Regions from separate parts of the Homo sapiens genome. Here region 2 is linked to region 1. Evidence: read pairs that join two places in POLR2A ChIA-PET (ENCODE). Cell type or tissue: Panc1. All regions are shown on one strand. Links, peaks and the distances in the headings refer to the core of each region. The heading gives the core; the rest is flanking DNA.

Region 1 (4,402 bases), core at 144-4,143:
GAAGATTGGTTGACCCCTTTATCAACTGAGTGAGAAATTCCTGATAATCAAAATTATGGCTCACCACAATTTCTTATACTTTTCTTTCTAGCTGTTTTATTTTATTTTTAATTGTCAAAGAAAAGAACGAAAGCATGCTTGCCCCCAGAAAAGGGTGTAAATAGCCAAGGCATCTCATGTGCTTCAGGAAGGTATTTACATGTCCCAAACCAAGAAGGATAGGCCCTTTAATGGTAGATAAATGACATCTATTTATCCTAAACGAAGACCTTTTAAAATGCAATTTGAGTTGAAGAGAAGAAAGGGAAAGAAGGAGGTGACTTTTTCTTTGTTAAATTTCACAATAAATTTACATCCAGACTCAGCAAGTGCTTTTCTGTGGCTTCACAGTAGCTGAGATAATTATACTCCTGACCTCTTGATGTATGAGTCCCGATTGAGGGAAGTCAGCTGAATCCCAAGGACAGCATTCCAAGATGATGAAAAGAATTCTTTCAGGACACACCCACTGTGTGACTTGGTGCAGGCAGGATTTCTCCCTACCCCACTGAAGAAGACAGAGCAGAGGGGAAAGGAGAGGACCAGGGTTCACTTCATTGACAGGGACACAGGCAGATAAGTAGTAAGAACAGTTAACATTCAAATGCTTACAATATGCCAAGAACCACTCTAAAGGTTCTGTATTTACAATCAACGTTTCAGCCCGCGGACTGCATATGTCTGTGTTCCCTTAAGATTATAATGGAGCTGAAAATTCCTATTGCCCAATGACGTCTTGATGATCCTGACCTGTGTAAACCTAAGGTAACATATGTGTTTGTGTCTCAGTTTTTAACAACAACAAAAAAGTTTAGAAAGTTACAAAAAAAAATTAGAAATGGAAAAAATCTTGCAGATATAAGGAAAGAAAATGTTGTATAGCTGTACAATGTGTTTGTGTTTTTTTTTGTTGTTGTTGTTGTTTTTTGAGACGGAGTCTTGCTCTGTCGCCCAGGCTGGAGTGCAGTGGCGTCTTGTCGGCTCACTGCAAGCTCCGCTTCCCGGGTTCACGCCATTCTCCTGCCTCAGCCTCCCAAGTAGCTGGGACTACAGGCACCCGCCACCATGCCCAGCTAATTTTTTGTATTTTCAGTAGAGACGGGGGTTTCATCATATTAGCCAGGCTGGTCTCGAACTCCTGACCTCGTGATCTGCCCGCTTCAGCCTCTCAAAGTGCCAGGATTCCAGGTGTGAGCCACTGTGCCTGGCCCTACTTTTTATCCTTTATATTTTTACTGTAACTTTTCTATGTCTAGATATGTTCAGATACATACATATCTAGCATTATGTCATAATTGCCTACAATATTTTGTACAGTAACATGCTATAAGGTTTGTAGCCCAAGAGCAATAGGTTGTACCATCTAGCTTAGGTGTGTAGTAAGCTACCCCATCTAGGTTTGTGTAAGCACACTCGATGATGTTTGCACAATGAAGAAATTATCCAGTGGTACATTTCTCAGAACATATCCCTGTCGTTAAGTGACTCATGACTGTACCACCTCCTGTGAATTATGAATTCTTGTTCGACCCCTCATAAAGCTTAGGACAATGCCTTAAATAGAGCAGAGACTGAATAAGCATTTTTTTTTTTTTTTTGAGACAGAGTCTCGCTCTGTTGCCCAGGCTGGAGTGCTGTGGCGTGATCTCGGTTCACTGCAACCTCCGACTCCCTGGTTCAAGCAATTCTCCTGTCTTAGCCTACTGAGTAGCTGGGATTACAGGCATGTACCACCACGCCTGTAATACAAAAATATAATTTTTGTATTTTTAGTAGAGACGGGGTTTCACCGTGTTGGCCAGGATGGTCTTGATCTCCTGACCTCATGATCCGCCCGCCTCGGCCTCCCAAAGTGCTGGGATTACAGGCGTGAGCCACCGTGCCTGGCCTGAATAATCATTTGATTGAAGTGGAAAAGACAAAATTCTAGAACATTAATTCCAAAGAGCATAAGGATTTCCTGCAGTTAACAGTACTTCACACAAACCCTGAGTAATGCCACACTCTAGTTTTGTGATCATTTCTCTTTCCATATCTTTACCTCTGAGTAAGGCAGAGTGCCTAGTCCTTGGCAGGGATATATAATATATATTTGTGGAGCAAATGAGTGAACAGAGAGGACGCCATCTTCAAGGAAACTACACATTTTTATATTTATCCTTTTTATTTCTGTTTCCTCCTACTAAAGTGTTAGTTCCACGAAGACAGGAAGTTGTATCTATTTGTTTACTGCTATTACCTACAATAATGCTTAGGAAAAAAAGGAATAGTCAATAAATACTTATTGCATTTATCTTATTGAATGAATGAATAAAATGCTAAGTGAGAACACTGTAATCCCAGCACTTTGGAGGCCGAGGCAGCCGAATCACTTGAGGCCAGGAGTTCGAGACCAGCCTGGCCAACATAGCAAAACCCCGTCTCTACTAAAAATACAAAAAATTAACCAGGCCTGGTCGCACATGCCTGTAATCTCAGCTACTTGGGAGGCTGAGGCATGAGAATTGTTTGAACCTGGAAGGCAGAGGTTGCAGTTAGCTGAGATTGTGCCACTGCACTCCAGCCTGGGTGACAGAGTGAGATTCCATCTCAAACAAACAAACAAAAAAGCTAAGTGAAAACAGAGTTCTGTGCTCGGTCCTAGAGATGGATCATCCTATACAGCAGAAAATAACTCAATCCAAGCACTGCTAAATGTTGATGTGATTAAGGCTGATGTTAAGGATAAAGCCTTTCTGATAGAAAGAACTTATTTTCATATATGTGACAGTAACACTACAAAAGCACAATCAGGCCCAGCGTGGTGGCTCACGCCTGTAATACCAGCACTTTGGGAGGCCGAGGCAGGCGGATCACGAGGTCAGGAGTTTGAGAACAGCCTGACCAACATGGTAAAACCCCATCTCTACCAAAAAATACAAAAATTAGCCGGGTGTGGTGGCACACATCTGTAATCCCAGCTACTTGGGAGGCTGAGACAGGAGAATCACTTCAACCCAAGAGGCAGAGGTTGCAGTGAGCCGAGACCGTGCCACTGCACTCCAGCCTGGGTGACAGAGCAAGATTCAGTCTCAGGAAAAAAAAAAAAAAAAAAAAGCACAATCATATGTATTTTTTTATTTTTTTTTTTTTGAGATGGAGTTTCGCTCTTATTGTCCAGGCTGGAGTGCAGTGGCACAATCTCGGCTCGCTGCAACCTCCGCCTCCCAGGTTCAAGCAATTCTCCTGCCTCAGCCTCCCTAGTAGCTGGGATTACAGGCATGTGCCACCACGCCCGGCTAATTTTGTATTTTTAGTAGAGAAAGGGTTTCTCCATGTTGGTCAGACTGGTCTCGAACTCCCGACCTCAGGTGATCCACCCACCTCAGCCTCCCAAAGTGCTGGGATTACAGGCATAAGCCTCCACGCCCAGCCAATCATATGTATTTTTCAATTAATGCTCTCTGAATCCTGCGTGTGATGCCATCATAAATCCCTGACAAAAGGGACCCCTATGCTGTAATGCCCCTGCCCACAGAGTGAGGACTAAAGTCACCTGCCCATCGGAACCCAAAAATCCTGTTCTGGATCATGTGCCAGGTGCTCGGGCCCCAGAGTTCCTTATCCCAACAGCCCATGCTCATTTATAAGGCCTGTGCAGATGTTCCCTCCACACACTCCCCCAAGATAGACAATCCTCAATATAGAATCCCGAGGCCCACAGGGTGAAGGGTGGGTCCAGCAGACATACAGACCACGCTGTCCACAAGCATGACGACTAGATTCCTGCTCCCACCCACACTACCTGGTCAGGCATGGAAGTTGGCTAAGAATCTGAAAACTCAAAATTCAAACCTGCCCTTCAAGATGGTTATAAAGGTGTATTTGTCAGAACAGAAAAATTTCCAAACATGTTTTGACACTTTTTTGTTTGATTTGTAACTTTTAAATATTTACATACAGAGTATGTGGTCCTGCATTCACATTCTAGCCCCGGGCACCACAAATGTTAGGGGCAAGACTGCCCATCAGAGAAACTGAGGCTCAGGGCAGCTGACCTGCCTGAGGGCACAGGGCTAGGAGCTGGAAGAGCTAGAACCCAAACCCAGTTCTTCATAATCCAAGCATCGGTACCTAGGGCGAACCCCTCCCTCACTTCAACCACTTCAGAGCACTTTTGTGCGTGCTTCCCCACCGTGATTACAGAAATCCTGGAGGATCCCAAGAGTTGAGGCCATGGGGCCAGGAACAGCCCGTCCTCTCTCCTTGCAACCTGTGTTTTCTCCTCAATACCACGGCAGCCAAATGTGATCCTAGGTGATCCTAAGCCCAGATGGTCGCTGTGCAAGTGCACACCTGTACATCCCTGTAGTGTGGAGACAAT
Region 2 (4,402 bases), core at 173-4,172, 390 kb before region 1:
TGGTACAAGGAGTCAAAGGAGAATATTTTGGGGCTTTAAGATGTAATGACTACCCTGCTGGGTTTCAAACTAGCATGGGGTCTGTAGGCCCTTTTTTTTTTTTGCCAATTTCTCCCTTTTGGAACAAGAAAGTTTACCCGGTTCCTGTTACCTCCTTTGTACCTTGGAAGTAAATAACTTGTTTTTATTTTACAGGCTCATAGGTGGAAGGGAATTGCCTTGTCTCAGATTACATTTTGGACTTTGGACTTTTGGTTAACACCGCAATTAGTTAAGACTTTGAGAGACTATTGGGAAGGCACGATTGTTTTGCAATGTGAGAAGGATGTGAGATTGGGGTGTGGGGGGTGGAATGATATAGTCTGGATATTTGTCCCTGCCCAAATCTCATGTTGAAATGCAATTCCCAATGTTGGAGGTGGGTGCTGGTGCAGGTATTTAGGCCATGAGTGTAAATCCCTAATGTCTTGGGGCTGTCCTCATAATACTGAGTGAGTTCTTTTAAGATCTGGTTGTTTTAGTGTGTTGCCACCCCCAACCACCACCATCCTTGCTCTATTGCTCCTGCTCCCACCATGTGAAATGCCTGTTCCCCTTTCACCTTCCACCATGATTGTGAGCTTCTGAGACTGCCCAGAGGCAAATGTTGGTCCTGTGCTTTCTGTATAGCCTGTAGAACTGTGAGCCAATTAAAGCTCCTTTCTTATAAATTACCTAGTCTCAGGTATTCCCTTATAGTGATGCAAGAACAGCCTAGTATAGTTTTTAAAATGCTATTGGAAATTATTTCTTATCCAACTAAAACACTATTTTATATAAAATAGATCATGATGATATGGTTTGGCTGTGTCCCCACCCAAATCTCATCTTGAATTGTAGCTCGCATAACTCCCAAGTGTTATGGGAGGGACCCAGTGGAAGATAACTGAAACATGGGGGTGGTTTCCCCCATACTAGTCTCATGGTAGTGAATAAGTCTCACGAAATCTGATTATTTTATAAGGGGTTTCTGCTTTCACTTGGCTCTCATTCTGTCTATCCACATCCATATAAGAAGTCCCTTTGCTCTTCCTTTGTCTTCTGGCATGATTATGAGGCCTCCCCAGCCATGTGGAACTGTGAGTCCATTAAACCTTTTTCTTTATAAATTACCCAGTCTTGGGTATGTCTTTATAAGCAGTGTGAAAATGGACTAATACACGTGGTTTATCTTATAACTATGAGAACATAGCTATTATTCAGTGTAGAATATTAAAATATTTGTTTTTGTTGGATTTCAAAGAAGCATTGGTTATCATCCTGAAATTTGCATGGACTTGAATCTCCTAGCATACCCTATCCTTCTGCTGATAACAATGATGAATTCTGGTGAAATAAAAGAAAGGAAGAAAGAAACAGAGAAGAGAGGGAATGCGAGAAAGAGGGAAGGAAGGAGAAAAGAAGGAATGAAACAAATGAAACAGAGAAAGAAAGGAGAGAGAATGAAAGGAAGGAAGCAAGCAAGAAGTGAGGGAGGAAAGAGCAGAGAAGAGGAGAAAAGGGAGAGGAAAGAAAGAAAGAAGGAATGGAGAGAGGAGAAAGGGGAAAGGAAGGAAAAGATAAACAAGCAGAAATCTACTTAAATATACTGGAGAGTGACACCAAAAGGAAAAAAAAAGGCAGAGGAGAGTCAACATTCAGAAAAAGGAATGGCAAGGATGATTTTCCAATATTGCATGGCTTTTAGCCAGAGGAGAGATTATAATAACAGCATTCACAGTGGCTAAAACTCTGGTAGGAACCCCAGAATTATTCTGGACAATTGTAGCCACTGAAAAGTGAAAGAAGAATTCTAGATGGGAAGAAAACAGAAAGGAGGAGGGGCCCAAAATTCCATGTATAAACTCTATGCAAATTTCTGGCTAAAGAGAGAAAGAGAGAGAGTGTGTGTGTGTGTGTGTGTGTGTGTGTGTGTGTGTCAGACTCCAAACAGCACAGCTGAACTGAAATTTTGAATTGCCACACATGAAATGGAGTTTGAAGTTTGAATCTTGTTAAATCGATTGCCAATTAAAACAAGCAAATGACAGTGATGCTCTTCAGGAGACCATAACAAAATCTAAAGACAACCTATATTTACAATGACAAGAATGCAATCCAAAATTACTTGACATATGAGGAAATAAGAAGTTGTCACTCATTATCAGAATAAAAGACAACAGAGTTCAAGCTATAGATGACTGAGGTGTTAGAACTACAAGAAAAGAATTTTAAAACAATCATCAATTATGATAAATGACATGAAGAAAAAAATGCTCATAATGAATGAAAAAGTAGGAATCTCAGCAGAAAAATGGAATGGAAAAAAACCTAATGAAAATTTCAGAAAAGTTTAGTACCTATATTTTTTTAAAAAATAATAGAAAGGGCTTAGCAGGAAAATGGGGGTGACAAAGTAAACAGTACACTTGAAGATAGGATCATGGAAATTATCTAACCTGAAGAAGAAAGAAAAAAATTGAAAAATGACCACAGCCTTAAGGACTGTGGGAGAAAAACAAAAGTCCAATTTACTGAAGAAGCAAAGAAAATGGGGCAAAAATATTCAAATAAATAATAAACAAAAAGTTACCCAATTAGTGAAAATAGTAGATGTACAGATATGACAATCTCCGTGAAACTCAAGCAGTATAAATTCAAAAACAAGCATGTCTAAGAACATAATAGTCATACTATTTGAAACCCAAAAAGAGAAAATATATCTGAAAGTAGCAGGAAGAAAACAATACATTACACATAGGAGATCATGGTTAGTTAACAAATGACTTCTCATCCTAAATTATGGATGCCAGAAGACATTGGCATAACATACTCAAAGTGCTTGAAGAGAAAAAAAATGAACTAATAATTTTCATCTAGCAAAGCTATCTCTTAACAATAAAGACAAGGGCTGGGCGCAGTGGCTCACACCTGTAATCCCAGCACTTTGGGAGGCCGAGGCAGGCGGATCACGAGGTCAGGAGATAGAGACTATCCTGGCTAACACAGTGAAACCCTGTCTCTACTAAAAATACAAAAAATTAGCCGGGCGTGGTGGTGGGCACCTGTAGTCCCAGCTACTCGGGAGGCTGAGGCAGAATGGCATGAACCCGGGAGGCGGAGCTTGCAGTGAGCCAAGATCACACCACTGCACTCTGGCCTGGGCAACAGAGCGAGACTCCATCTCAAAAAAATACATAAATAAATAAATAACAATAAAGACAAAATCCTTTTTTAGATTTTAAAAACTGACAGCATTTGTCATAAGTACACTTGTAATATAAGAAATGCTAATGCATGTTTTTCAGCCGAGGGAAAATAATAGCAGAAGTAAATTTGGACCTTTAGGACGGAATGGAAAACACCAGAAATGGTAAATATATAAAACTATTTTCACAGTCTGTGAAGAAAAACTGTAGTTTTTATGAGCTGCACAACATATATATATATATATATATATATATATATATATATATATATATATATATATGTAATCCATATGACAACTATAGTAGAAAGGATGAGGAGAGGTAAATAGACCTATACAATTGCAAAGTTGCTATATTTTATGTGACATGGAACATTATTAATGTTAACTAGCCTGGGAAAAACTATGGGTATATATTGTAATCTCTAGAGCAACTACTAAAATGTTGACAAGAACTCAAATGCATTAATATTCATTTTTAAGACAGTGACTGTCACCTCAATCAAATCTAAACAAGTGAATCAATTTAGTTCCAATAGAATAACCATTGGAATTGCACTCTTAATGAAATCCTTTTGCATTGTTTCTTTTCAGTATATTCTGTGTGTGTTATCACTGAATTGTACGACTGAAATTGTAATAGGCCAAGGGGATCTGTAATGCACTGACTTAGTCACAATTGTCACTAGACCTCCAATTTCAATTTCTTTATAAGAGAATGTTCTATCACTCTTTCACATAAAGGCACATACAGAAATGTGTAATACAGTACTGTGTATAGCAGGACAGGCAGTAAGATGCACTCTGGAAGAGTGGATAGGTAAAACGTGGATGCAGTCATTGAAGTATTATAAAGGAGTTACAAATGACAAACTAGATGTAATACAGCACCGTGAAAACATCATCAACATATAACTGAGTGAAGGAAAACCAAAACAAAGATCAGAGGTCTCTAAGATGATACCTAAGTAAATTAAAAATATATGCACACTCAACAAAAAATGCATATTTTCCAGCAACACATACAAATTCATTCATTCAAACATATTAGAATGGTGTTGATGGGGAAAGGAAAGGGAGTTCAGAAGGAGATAACAGCAGATAGATGATGACTGATAGACAGAAAGAAAAAAATGGGAGTAGCTATGCATAGAACAATAATGACAATAAAACATA

The links. Peaks named below come from ENCODE experiments on the same cell type or tissue, not always from the same donor. Only the 100,000 strongest peaks of a DNase experiment are listed, where the experiment ranks them.
Region 2: POLR2A ChIA-PET joins it to region 1 with 5 read pairs; 2 of 35 experiments call an interaction of 5 or more read pairs at or near these places.

The regions. Positions count from the first base shown.
Region 1 is chr6:21,918,337-21,922,738 of GRCh38, reverse strand. All of the region lies in intron 5 of CASC15 (cancer susceptibility 15), which reads right to left. Among named protein-coding and RNA genes, the nearest start is that of NBAT1, 230 kb to the left of the region's middle. In Panc1, for the core only: no CTCF peak of the experiment used is centred there; no DNase peak of the experiment used is centred there; H3K27ac peaks cover 678 bases.
Region 2 is chr6:22,308,962-22,313,363 of GRCh38, reverse strand. No RefSeq gene overlaps it. Among named protein-coding and RNA genes, the nearest start is that of PRL, 14 kb to the right of the region's middle. In Panc1, for the core only: no CTCF peak of the experiment used is centred there; no DNase peak of the experiment used is centred there.